Linked DNA regions of Mus musculus: region 2 is linked to region 1. Evidence: chromatin contacts called from ENCODE Hi-C data. All regions are on one chromosome and are shown on one strand. The core of a region is the stretch at or near the end of the contact, and the rest is flanking DNA. Distances in the headings are between cores, read along the strand shown. Region 1 overlaps Gm11351 (predicted gene 11351). Region 2 holds the start of Sox4 (SRY (sex determining region Y)-box 4).

Region 1 (6,816 bases), core at 2,460-4,959:
TCGCCAACAGATTGTTGGCTGATTTTCTTGATCCTAACCATTTCCCACACCAATTGATAATCTTTCTCTTTTGTTTCCTGTAGGTTTAAATGGTATTAGGTAACATATATAAAATGGTATAGTTCCCATGTTGAATTAATGCCACTTACTATAATTCAACTACAAATCAGTTATTATTTTCTGAAGTAGAAAAAGTTATTGTTTTGAGTCACTGTTCCATTCTAGCATATATAATGAACTTTTGGTCAACAAGCCTAGTGCCCATTGGGAGTTCCATAAAATTATAGGGCAGCTGAGAAAATCCTATGACCAGTGATAGCATAGCTGACATAGTATTGTGGTGTGGTGCATTTCTCACATCCTATAGTGATGCATGGATGAAGAGCTTACAACCTAGTCATCCATGTGAATGAGCAGCATAGAAAACTGAGTAGCAAACACTTCTCTATAATGTTAATACATTGCTGATAAATGGATTCATTATGGTTTTGGTTATTAGAGTACACACCTACTACTAATAAAATTAGTTTAGAACAAAAGCACTTGCTGTGTTTGGAGCAGGCTCCTCCAGCTAATGCTTACTGCTTGTCTGCCCTGCATCAAGAGGCTACATGGAGGAAAACACGTATATCATCTAGGTCTGTGTAAGCAGACTCCATGATGTTCAGAAAATGACAAAATCACCTGAAGATGTGTTTTGCAGAGTTTCTGTCATTTAAGTGACTTAATATTGTAAATACACATATACATGTGACTATCAGAACATACATCTATATCTTAAGATGAATGCAAATGTATCTATATTATAGATGTGTGCACACACATAATCTTAAACTGAAATATGTTAGCTGGACTGAGGAAAGTAGGATCTGATGAAATATATACATCTATTCATAAACATGTTGACTTTGTTATGTGAATGGCCCCTAACTCTAACTAGAACCTGAATTCTAGTCATGAGCACAATACAGACACACAGACATACACATACCCAGACACACACACACACACACACACACACACACACACCAGCCCCACTCTCACTCTCCAGTCCCATGTGGCTTCTGGTTTTAGTCATTTGCTCTGCTCTGCATTCCAGCTTGTCTGTGATGAACCCTTCACCCTGATTGCAGATTTCTCCCAACACACCTACCCACCCATTCCTTTGCTCAGTCCTTTGTCCATTCCTGCCTGGATGCACTGCCTGTCCTGCATTCCTCACACTCATCCTTCTCTGAGAAAGTAGCCCAAGTTACTCCCACCTTCCCATGGGAACTCTCCTAACTTCAGTCTAGACTTATTTTTCTCTTTTCTCTAGAAAATTATGCCACCTTTGCATGTTACCCAAAGTCATAAACTTATGTGTTAGTAGTGAAAGGACATGAACCATGTGTAAGTAACCACACCAGACTAAACAGTTGGAACTCGGGTGCAAGGACGTCAAGAAAATTAATGAAAAAGAACAGGAATGGTCATTTGTGTAAAACCTAATCACCCTTTGTTGACTGCTCGCTAGACTGGCCCAGAGAACTTGCTGTGTACGTGGAACTCCACATGCAATGGCGTAGCTAAGGAAGCACTGATTCATTAGTGAATCTTGAATTGTAGTAACATCCGGTAAAGTACACTCTGTAGGCCCAGCTGTTATATTAATTGAAACAGATCTATCAGATGGGGAAGCTAAGTCTTTATAGGCAACTGAACCAATGCCATGGGTTACAGCCAAGGGTGGAGTACATCGTGGAGTCAGACCTAAGATTTTAGGATGCTTCCTTTCAAAAATCCAGGCCTTAACTCTAAATCATGATTGTATGACTGTCTCAGATGTAAAATATAAGGCAAAAAATAGTTTTTTAAAAAAAATAGTTACCATTCCTATTTTTATTGGAATGTGAAGAATTGATCTTTTTCTTCATTGCAAAGATATTTGCACAATGCCATTTCATCAGAGACACCCTGAGATACTGGCTGAGGGCTTTCTCAACTCCCATCAGCTTTGGTGATAACATTATGACATTTTCCCTTGACAGATGTTTCTTTGTCACAATGTCACAGAGATACCTCTTTCAAGAGTTTTTGTTTCATTCATTTGAAGAATTTCTGTGCCACTCACTAATTTCTGGTGTGATATGTGGAGACTAATTGAAGAAATTGTTGTGTCAAAATTTTAATTAAAGCCAATTAATATAGAATAGTTCATTGTGGATGCATTCAAGGCAACACAATTTTCAATAATCAATGAGCGAAAATCACAAAATCTCTAAGTGAAAACTGAAAAGTACAGGACTCTGCCTCTGGGAGCAATTATAGTAGCAGAATAATTAATTGTAGCGCTTTTGTTTTGTTATGATTTATAATGTCTGAAGCTAGGTAGTAATACAAGCCTTGAGATAGGATGGGACCATTGCAGCCTTTCCTCTTTAGACAATACTACAGGAGAATTGAGGGAGAAAGCTATTTAGAATTGCTGGTGCATGCTGAGCCTAGAAATCCATCTACTTTGTATAATACTTACTTGAATATTTACCTAAGCAAGCAGCTCACATTTTCTGGAATGTACTTCTTACTTCCTGCATTAGAGCGGCCAAATCTTCCCTATGTCCTTTCACATTGCATTACCCATTAAATACTAGAAATTGGCACCTCAATAGTATGCCCCATGATTGTTCGGTAAAACTGGTCCATATTCTCTATATGATAAAGTTATACATATCATTTCAAAGATTGTCCTTCAATTCAATATATGATATTATACCAAATCCCATGCCTTTAAGTTGTCATCTATATTGGTTCCTGTCTGCTGTAGGTAAGTATAATATCATATATTGAATTGATTTCCCATTTGTGTTCTTGAATGAATGATCTAAAAGTCTGGTCTTTGCTTCACAGTGCTACCGCTGAGTTTTCTTTTCTGAGCCCTAGAAGGTCTGGAAGCATCAATGACACAGGATAAGGCAAGTGAGGTACATTTGTTACATGGAAAGGCTAGTTGTAATGTTTCTCAGAGTAGAATGATGCAGAGGCTCGAGGAAGACAGAAGGTGGCCATAGCAACACTCCTGCCCATGCCCTCCTTCTGATCAAAGTTAATGAGTTGTAATCAAGTCAGATAAGTGAGTAGCTAACTAATTTAAAAGGAATAAAAAGAAAAAAAAAGGTTTCACAGTTCTTTCCAAGTAGGAAAATACATCTACTTAAAGCACTGCAATATGTCCAAGAAACTGTCAGCACCGATTATTAGGCCAGCTTCTCAAGACTTGACCCTTTGTCTGGGAGTCCACAGATGACCTTGAGCTCCCTGGAAAGGCAGTATCTATAAATAATGCATTAATCATTTTCACATGTGGGCCAAGTAAAAAATTCATATCTGCCCGTGGCTTTGAGTTGTTCTTTAGGATGCTGCTTAGGTTTTCTCTGTGGCAACCTTTAAGAGATGATTGCAGAATTTGCTGGAAATGGGAGCATAGTGTGGGCCTGTGCATTCCAACAGGAAGCTGGAGCTGTGCTTAGGAGTAGGGAAAGGCCGTGGCTGCAACATTCAATTTAAGAGTGACACATTTGTTTCAGTATATGCATTTTGTGTTTTTACTGCTTTGGTAACAGCATGAATTATCACCAGTAAGAGTGGAGCCTTCTTTTGCAAGTAGACCTCAGATAGGACATTCTAGAGGCCTGAGAACATTTCACGGACACAGAATCTGTCTCTTTCTAGCTCACCAATACAGATTTAAATTTTACACAAACAGTCCAAAGGGGCCTACTCATGTCAGGAGACTTTCGTTTGGTTTATAGTTCTGTTTCCAGTATCTTACTTACTGTTAATGAGCAATACTTAATGCGGCTCTGAGCATGCATCTGACTGTTGAATGTCTAGGAAATCCAGATTAATGTTGTATAAAGCACAGAGTCAATCTGCTAGCAAAGCACGGGATTTGAGAAAAAAAAAACTGGCCTGGCTGGATTCCTCCTGCCTCCTACTCCCTCCAAAATCTCCAAAATACATTTTTATCATCTCATTTAAGCTTAGACCTTGGGCCTCAACAAGCCTCTTTTGGTAATTAAACTATGCCTGAAAAAGAATAACAAACAAAGAAATGAATCAGAGACCTTCCTCTACCACCAAGAAAAACCCACCATGCCTGAAGTTTTCAATATTGTTTAAAATATTTATTTCCTGATCATTTTAATTGTATATCAGCTTTTCTGAATGAGCCTTGTACAAAATAAAGGGATTTTATTTGCATCTTTTATTCTCTATTGCTATGGACAAGAAAAGATTATGCCAGAAGAGAAAGGGGGAGGGGAAGACAAAAAGGGACTCTGAAACTGGGCTATTACTGCCATCTAGTGTGCAGACTGGCTGTCCAGAGGGGATGAGAGTGTCTTTGAGACAATACAATTCGAGTTTGCAGAGGATAGAGTCAGGGATGAGAGCACTTCCTCCAAGAAATACTCTCCAAGCTAGTGTCTTTCACCATGTAATGAACTCTTTTGCCATAGAGCTTTGAGTATATGGCTGAACAATATGAAGCACCCTATTTCTTCCAGCAAAAACTGGAAGAACCCCAGCCAGGTCTAAAGGCATGTTATTTCTGAGAATTTGTGTACTAGCTGCAGATGTTGGTAAGCAGGGGTAATGATTTATGCAGATGCCTGTAACCTTTGAATTGGGTCCAGATAGCCAAGTGTCCTCTGCCTTCTGCAAGGAAGGCCTTCTTTCCAAGAGCAGGGCAGGCAGTTTTGATGACTTCTTAGTCCTTTTCAAGTCTGTGGTTCTAAGTGATGCAAATAGTATTTGCTGCTCATGAGCCTACTTTCTCTGTTGCTGATAGAAATTCCACTAGGCTGAGACTCACTGTGTGAGAGTCTAAACATTAAACCTCTTCACAGGACCAGAGGCAGGGTGGCATCTCACAGGTGTTTCATATATTCCCTCCTTCGTGTGGTGCGATTATACAAAATCCACAGGGATTCTCTCACTTCAAAGTCCCTGCCAGTTCTGGCATGGATTCATTCTGGTACCGGCTAAAGACACTGCAGCTGAAATCAAATCAAGCTCGACTTCTTTAATTCACCTCAGAGCAATGCTATATCCACTGACTGCAATTCTCACTAACCCTAATACCTCACACCTTCCCATCCAGCAGGGGTTTGTTACCTTAAAAGCAAACAACTTCAGTGCTCTGGCTATATTCATAAACGATGGCTTCAAAACTCAAAAGGCAGAGACCTGCTGAGATAATGAAAGCTAATTTAGAGACTCATAAGCACAAAAAAAAAAATCTAAGCTCAGAGGAATTTTAAGTCATTACCTGTGTCAGCATAACCTAGAACTGCTGGCTTTTTTTTTTTTCCCTGTTTTCAATGTAGCCTGTAGCTTCAGGTATCTAGAATGAAAAATTAGCTCTGTCTGTCTCACAAAGGTACCATTATAGGACAAATGTGCCACTTACTATATCCATGGTGGAAAAGAAAGTGATGACATCACAGTAAGAAGGGCAGGAGCTCCAACATTTTAGGGAACCTGTAGATGGAAAAGTATACATGACAGCCAAGGACATGGCTTAGTGGCCAAAGTGCCTACCATAAAAAGCAGGTATGGAAAGCAGAGTTGGATCCTCAAACACACTTGAAAGGCAGGCAGGCAGGATGACACTTAGATTCCCAGCAATCTGGGGGGTTGGAGGGGAGGTGGAGTCAGAGTGCTAGAGACCATCTAGGTAACCAAGCAGCACAATCTGTAAGCTCTGGGCTCAACAAGAGACCCACTCAGTGAATGCAAAGGAGAGTGAGGAAGACGTCAGATATTAACTCTGGAGCCTCCACACAGTTGAATACACCTGTACACCTCTCTTTCTCTCTCTCTCTCTCTCTCTCTCTCTCTCTCTGTGTGTGTGTGTGTGTGTGTGTGTGTGTGTGTATGTGCGTGCGTGCACACATGCATGTGTGCATATGCACACAGAATACACATGAGAAGTCAGGAAGACAAAAAATGTTCATTATTATCTGTAGATTCCTCAGAACATTGTAGCTCTCTGTGTTTGTGAGCAAAATTCAGATGAATTTTCTACTGTTATTTCCATTCTCTGAAAAGTGAAAAAGCAAGAGGGGTTAATGTGTATTTGATAGCATGGGTGAAAACCGAGGATTGGATTTAATGGCTCTGGATCTTACTAATGAGTATGTTATAGAGATTACATTGCTTCACATTTGGTAAGAAAATGGGAGAAAAAAAAACTAATTTAACTGTAAGTCTTAGGTGCACATAAGCCAGAGACCTGCCCATTGTTTAGATTCAGGGCACTGAAACTGGAAATCTGAAGGCAAATCTATTGATTCATCATTAAGCCTGGTTCAGAGGTGAGTAACATTTTCATCTTATTTTCTGTAGGATTAATGTCTGCTTTCCTCATCAAAGACCCTAGGATGGAAAACTGACCCTCACCTCCGAGAAAAATGGTGCCCTTCCTTCTAAGCCACTAAACTCTGGAGCCCTGCCTCCCCAGTCACCTGGCCTCATTTATCCTGCTGCTCTAGATTTGTCCTTCTGTATCCCGCATGAGTAATGCAGCCATTGGAGAACACACAGCCTCCTGGTAAGGCATTCACCCAACTTCTCTAGGATTAATCGCGGGCTAAACTGCTAAATAACATACTGATATATTAACTCCATTAAAATCTAATTCAGTGGCAATAACTTCTAGAAAGCCAACAAAGGGCTTATGAAGAACAAAGTGAAAAAAATCCCCCAAAAGGTAAATCACTGCACTCACTGGAAGTAAATCAGAGTGAAAGACAAGGGTATGAATCAAAAGAG
Region 2 (6,816 bases), core at 3,070-5,569, 3.0 Mb before region 1:
CGTTTTCCCACGTCGCTGCATGCTCAGGCAGGCTCAGCGCTGCCACCTGGCGGCTGCCTCTCCCGGACTGGGAGGAGCTGTCTGCACGCACCAGTTCCACAGATCTTGAAGGGTGTGCCAGGCCTCTATCTGGGGAAAGGGCAGAAGCTCCAGTTAATGCTTCCTATCTATGTGGCCCGTGCAGACACACTTGTTTTCTGCTTGTTCTCAAGAGTAAGAGGGAAATGCGTTGGCGTTGAACGGCATGGGTATAAAGAGCTGACTTGAGCCTGCTGGTTATGAGGGGTGAGAAAGTGGTGAAATTATTAGAAATATATGTTTCTTATCTCTGTGTAGTCTAACAGTGAATATGAACGACAGCTTTCATTTATCCTGCTTAATATTTTTCGAATAAGAATTCAACACACTGGTCTGGAGAGATAACTCAGCCCTTGATAAAGGCTAAGGCTCACAACCAAAACCTAAAAAATACTGTTTCAATACAGCCCCCCTTTCCTAGTCCAGTTTCAATACAACTTCCTCAGCACCAAGAATGGAGTAGTGCAAGGGGTTGGGGGGTGGGGAGCAAAATCAGCCCCAGTGAAGGGTTGACCTGAAAACAGGGCTGATGGCATTCAGTTTCCCAGAGCACTTCCAGTCAACGAAATTAACAAGAAGGCGTCCTCCACCTCTGTTTATTTGAACTGAATGTTCAAAGCCAGAGGGGCTCACACACTCAGTTTCTACAGCCAAAGCAAAGCACGATTCTTGGAAAATAGTGCCAAGCCAGACTCGTGAAACTAATTTCCATGCAGGTTTTCCTCCCTCTATGCTATCGGGACACATTAAGAAGTCGAGGTAAACCTTCATCCATACCCCATCCATACCATTCTGTAGATGTGAGGTTTTATGTTGTGCAGGTGTGTAGGGGCAGGAGAAGCACATTAGCAGTTATTACCCTCTCATGTCGAATGGATTGCATTTAATGGAATAAAATAAATATCTGCCTTAATTCAAGACGTGAAAGATCTAATATCATTTCCAATAAAGACCATTAGTTGATGATTCTAAGGCAGGACTTGTTTGCAAAACAATCCTGGCTCTCTGTTCATAGAACTACAAGGGGAGCGGAGGGAAAGAGCACTGAGCACTGACTTACTAGGGGCCACCAAATAGCTAGTATCTGGGGGGAACGGGGAGGTCTCTGATGGAGAACTGATTACAAAGCTTAGGGCATTAGGTAATGAGACCCAGAAATCTTAATATCATGATTTGGTATTAAGTCCAGTGCATTCTGGTGTATATGTACTTTAATCAAAAGCTATTTGTCACATCTTTTGTCACATGTTTCCATGCTCTAAGAACAAAAACAGTCACACTTCAATAACTCCAAACTGTCAGGTATATACTCTACAGGATTACATTGTACAATGGTGTAACTAGGTCAACGGATGCTACCAACACATATTTTACCAGGTCTAAGAGAAACATAGACACAGGGGGTGCATCTCATAGTCAGGGGGACAAGGAGGACCTTTAGCAGCTCGTGAGTTGGCTCAGCCGGTACAGGCCTCTCTAGGCCAAACCTGGCAATGTGAGTTCAATCCCCAGTACCTGGATAGTGGAAAGAGAGCACTGGCCGCACAAGATGTCCTCTGACCTCCATCTATGCACAGTGCCAAGCAGTGGACTCGCATACAAAAATTAACTTAAAATGGTTTATCCCCTTTTCCTTAAAGGCCTTTTGTCCTTTGATGGCATATACTATTACAGTACACCTTAAAAGTCTGTTGGGTTTTCTGACATGCATCTAACAAGAAAAATCAGGGCAGGAATTACTTTTTTGATATGCTCTTTAAATTAAATATGTGCATTAAGCATGAGTGTAACTATGAGGGGTGATTTACACCACTGGAAATACCACCAATTACACCAACACTCATCTTTGCCAAATTATCCAACATTGTTGAATACAGATTGTACAAGGAATACATCTCCTTATTTTTGTCATAATAAAAATACTGATTTTGTAGACAATAGACCTTTTAGGATAACCCAGATGCCATTTTGATGGCATCTTAAGAAGGTACATCTGTGGGTATCAGAAAAAAAAACAAAAAAAAACAAAAAAAAAAACACATATGCCTTGCAAAACACTTTTCTTGGTGGAGGTTTTTTTCTTGAAGGAGTGCATACTATTTTAGGATTTCCTCCTCTGGGAATTAAAAAAGGGCTGTGATGGGTAGCAAATAGTCAAAAAAAAAAAAAATTACTTGCTTTTTACCCACAAAACATTCTTGCCTGCAGTTGATCTTAGAGACCCAGTCAGCTGTCTCCATAGGGTACTCTTTCCAGTAAATGTCTAATTCTTGACACCCTCGGCCTCCTTCCAGCCTAAATACTCTGAATGTGTGACAAGGTAAATGGAAATATACCACCCAGCACTACTGTGCTCTCAATCAAGAGCTGGCTCTAAGTTGGCCTCCTCTGTTACTAGCCTGAGGGAAATCAGTTTATCATCGTATTAAAGGTGAGTTTTCACTAGAGTCCCAATGCTCAGATCTTGGGAAAAGGGTGGTTTGTGTAACTAAGTTGTTCTATATTCTAAGTATTATCTGCATGTGTTCGCTCTTTGAGACAAGGACTTGGGTAGCTGGAGCTGTCCTGGAATTCTTTTTTTTTTTTTTTTTCCCTTGGTTTTTCGAGACAGGGTTTCTCTGTGTAGCCCTGGCTGTCCTGGAACTCACTTTGTAGACCAGGCTGGCCTCGAACTCAGAAATCCGCCTGCCTCTGCCTCCCAAGTGCTGGGACTACAGGCGTGCGCCACCACCGCCCAGCTTGTCCTGGAATTCTTAAGCATCAGCGGATGATCTTGAACTCCTGATCTTCCTGAAGGCACCTCCCAAGTACTGAGATAACAAACGGGGACCACCAAAGGGGCTTTCGATTACGTTTCACCACCGGTGACCACCTCCCACCTTAGTCTCTCGAACATCGTGCTGCTCTTACTAGAAGTGGCATTTGCATTAGGGAGAACTCGGAATGTGTGTTAGAATCCAGAGGGCTCAGGACACACATCCGTGGTTTATAATCACACACTCACCGGGCACTAACACAAGCCCTCTATAAAGCTCACAAGGTTCCCAAAGCACAGAAGAGGAGGACAATGAGACCCAGAAAGAAAGATCAGGAGAGGGACTTGAGATAGGTCCAGCAGCCCACTCCCCTGTGCCACCCCTTTCTCTTCTTGGTCTTTTAGGCCCAATTGCTTCAAGTAGCACAGACACACGGGAGACAATGGGTAAGAAAGAGAGGGGGAAGGAGAGCACATAGCGAACCCATCTATCCTTTGGATATTGTGGAAAACAAACATTTAGAAAGTGAAGTCAATCCCATCCTGTATTCACCATGATCGCCCTATACAGAAATCACACAAAGTCTCTTATTGAGGTAATTATGGGCCACTGCCTTAGCGTTCCACAGAAAATCTTGTTTGGCCTACCCAGGATTTATAGGGGAAGTGAAATCATTAAATAACTAGTTAACCTCTGTTTGGCAAAAAGAGTAAGTAATTACTGAAAAGGGGAGAAAGAAAAAAAAAAAAAAAACCCTGCCTTTCACAAACAGCACAGATAGCATCCTGAAGGGATTTACACAATACACCAACGTTTGTTCTGTACCCAGAGTTGTTAAAATAATTGTGATGACAGGTGTCTAGGTACCACTTTCTTAATGGTTTTCAATATCCATTGATTTATTATTGTGGCTCCCCCCACTTACATCTCTAGCTCTAAGAAGGGGCTAAGAAAAGAGATTTTGCACCAAAGGCTGATTCTTTATTCCTGGGCTGAAAAGAACTAATAAAAATAATCACTCGGCTTTTAAGCAGAAAGCTTCCATTTACAGTATTTCACCCTTACCCCCCCTCCAAGCCCCTTGTTATCTAACATAATGGCTAGAATACATTTCCGTCTCTCCCCTTAATAACTTCATGCATTAACATCCTCTTCACACATGCGCGTGCGTGCGCGCGCGCGCGCGCGCACACACACACACACACACACAGAGGCAAACGCGCGCGCACCCAGCAAAAGGCGGAGGTGGGGGGGAAAGAGGCAGCAGAAATCTCAGCTGTACTTCTAGCCCTTTTAAAAAGTTTGCTCTGTAAATTGGAATGAGGTCAGATTTGGAGCTTCTCATTGCACGCGGAGATTATTATTGCATCGGGTTCCAAGCCAATGGGAAGGACGGGGGAGGGGCTTGGCACGAGGAAGCGTTAGTTACAGCGGCTGATTGGCTGTCTGAGAAAGGATAAAGAAGCGCGAGGCGGAATTGGGGTCTGCTCTAAGCTGCAGCCAGAGAAACAGAGTGAGGGGAAGAGGGCCGTCTCCCTCCCGGTTTCCAGTTCTTGCACGCTGTTTCTTAGAGAGTCTGCAGTGGGGGAACTCTGCCGGTAACCAGCTCCCCTTCTTGCAGGAGGGAGGGAGAAACATACATTTATTCATGCCGGTCTGTTGCATGCAAGCTTCTTGGCTTCCTACCTTGCAACAAAATAATTGCACCAACTCCTCAGCGCCGATTCCGCCCACAGAGAGTCCCGGAGCCAGAGTCGCTTTGGCTTTGCACTGCAGGAAAGGGACTTAGGCGCTAGAGACGATGTCGCTTTCCTGAGCTACCGCGAGCTCTCGTGAACTGCAATCGACTGCTTCAGGGAAAGGGGTGGGGGAAAGACTTGCCCCGGAGGCGGCGAGAAACTTGCGTTTGGAAGATACTCCGGCTACCAACGTTTGGAGAAACTCCTCGCCGCGGCCGACTCCAGCCTCGGTGCCCGCAGGGAGCACTTCAGCGGTGAGGGAGGACGGAGGGCCTCGGGGACTCTAGGTTGGCGGCGGGAGGCGGCCGCCCCTGGCCCGCGCGCCGCTCAGGGGACCCTGGTCTCCGCCCCGGGGAGCCCGCAGGGCCCGGCGACCGCGCCGCGAGCGTGTGAGCGCGCGTGGGCGCCCGGCAAGCCGGGGCCATGGTACAACAGACCAACAACGCGGAGAACACTGAGGCTCTGCTGGCCGGGGAGAGCTCGGACTCGGGCGCCGGCCTGGAGCTGGGCATCGCGTCCTCCCCGACGCCTGGCTCCACCGCGTCGACGGGCGGCAAGGCGGACGACCCCAGCTGGTGCAAGACGCCCAGTGGCCACATCAAGCGGCCCATGAACGCCTTTATGGTGTGGTCGCAGATCGAGCGGCGCAAGATCATGGAGCAGTCGCCCGACATGCACAACGCCGAGATCTCCAAGCGGCTAGGCAAACGCTGGAAGCTGCTCAAGGACAGCGACAAGATTCCGTTCATCCAGGAGGCGGAGCGGCTGCGCCTCAAGCACATGGCTGACTACCCTGACTACAAGTACCGGCCGCGAAAGAAGGTGAAGTCGGGCAACGCGGGCGCGGGATCGGCGGCCACAGCCAAGCCAGGGGAGAAGGGCGACAAGGTCGCGGGCAGCAGCGGCCACGCGGGAAGCAGCCACGCGGGGGGTGGCGCGGGCGGCAGCTCCAAGCCCGCGCCCAAGAAGAGCTGTGGCCCCAAGGTGGCGGGCAGCTCGGTCGGCAAGCCCCACGCTAAGCTGGTCCCGGCGGGCGGCAGCAAGGCGGCTGCATCGTTCTCTCCAGAGCAAGCTGCCCTGCTGCCCCTGGGGGAGCCCACGGCCGTCTACAAGGTGCGGACTCCCAGTGCGGCCACTCCGGCCGCCTCCTCCTCGCCGTCCAGTGCGCTGGCCACCCCAGCCAAACACCCTGCCGACAAGAAAGTGAAGCGCGTCTACCTGTTTGGAAGCCTGGGCGCTTCGGCGTCTCCCGTCGGGGGCCTGGGAGCGAGCGCCGACCCCAGTGATCCACTGGGGTTGTACGAAGATGGAGGCCCGGGATGCTCGCCCGATGGCCGGAGTCTGAGCGGCCGCAGCAGCGCAGCATCATCGCCAGCCGCCAGCCGATCGCCCGCTGACCACCGCGGCTACGCCAGCCTACGCGCAGCCTCGCCCGCCCCGTCCAGCGCGCCCTCGCACGCGTCCTCCTCGCTCTCCTCGTCCTCTTCCTCCTCCTCGGGCTCTTCGTCGTCCGACGACGAGTTCGAAGACGACCTGCTCGACCTGAACCCCAGCTCAAACTTTGAGAGCATGTCCCTGGGCAGTTTCAGCTCCTCATCGGCGCTCGATCGGGACCTGGATTTTAACTTCGAACCCGGCTCAGGCTCCCACTTCGAATTCCCGGACTATTGCACGCCCGAGGTGAGCGAGATGATCTCGGGAGATTGGCTGGAGTCCAGCATCTCTAACCTGGTCTTCACCTACTGAAGGGAGCGCGGGCCGGGGAGAAGGTGGGCCAAGAGGCAGGAGAGGAGAGAGGGAAAAAAGAAAACAAAAAACAAACAAACAAAAAAACAAACAAAAAAATGTTAAAAAGAAGAAGAAAGAAAGAAACAGAAAAAAAATGAGTTAAAAAGAATAGATGGAGAGTAGAAGGAGAAAGGGGAAAAGAAAAGGAAGAAAAAGTGCATAGAGCTGGCCTGGAACACGTCCCGCCGTTGGAGAAGGAGCGCGGGGGCGTTAGTGGACCCGCGCTCCCATCCCCCACTCTCAGGGCTGGGGACTCGAAGGAGGCGGAGAGTAGACGGGGGCGACCTTTTTTTGTTGTTGTTATTGATGTTGGTGGTGGCTAAAAAAGCTACTTCGAGTTTCCTCCCCAATTTTGCTTGAAGAGACTCCCCCCCACCCCACCCTTCCAACGAGCTTCCGGACTTGGTTGCACCCCCAGCAAGAAAAGAAGCCAAGCAAAGCTTCTAAAGACCGAA

The links. Hi-C counts contacts between places; a loop is a spot of excess contacts on that map.
Region 2: a loop to region 1 is called in a map of left cerebral cortex, with 19 times the contacts of the local background. The contact joins the promoter of Sox4 here to the enhancer-like site in region 1. A Hi-C loop is called at or near these places in 9 of 37 maps with a recorded cell type or tissue (heart and left cerebral cortex).

What each region holds. Positions count from the first base shown.
Region 1 is chr13:25,930,539-25,937,354 of GRCm38, reverse strand. It overlaps Gm11351 (predicted gene 11351), which reads left to right. Exons shown (of 4, transcript NR_045062.1): 2 at 6,391-6,595. Among named protein-coding and RNA genes, the nearest start is that of Gm11351, 32 kb to the left of the region's middle. Within about 2 kb of position 3,709, at least 1 of the 3 ENCODE cell types and tissues checked has a DNase peak (open chromatin) inside an H3K27ac peak, as active enhancers do; it is left cerebral cortex, where a contact is called at or near this core.
Region 2 is chr13:28,951,202-28,958,017 of GRCm38, reverse strand. It overlaps Sox4 (SRY (sex determining region Y)-box 4), which reads left to right and starts at 4,319. Exons shown (of 1, transcript NM_009238.3): 1 at 4,319-6,816. The coding sequence starts at 4,997. The coding sequence ends at 6,319. The region is part of intron 1 of Gm46405 (a long non-coding RNA gene); the gene reads left to right.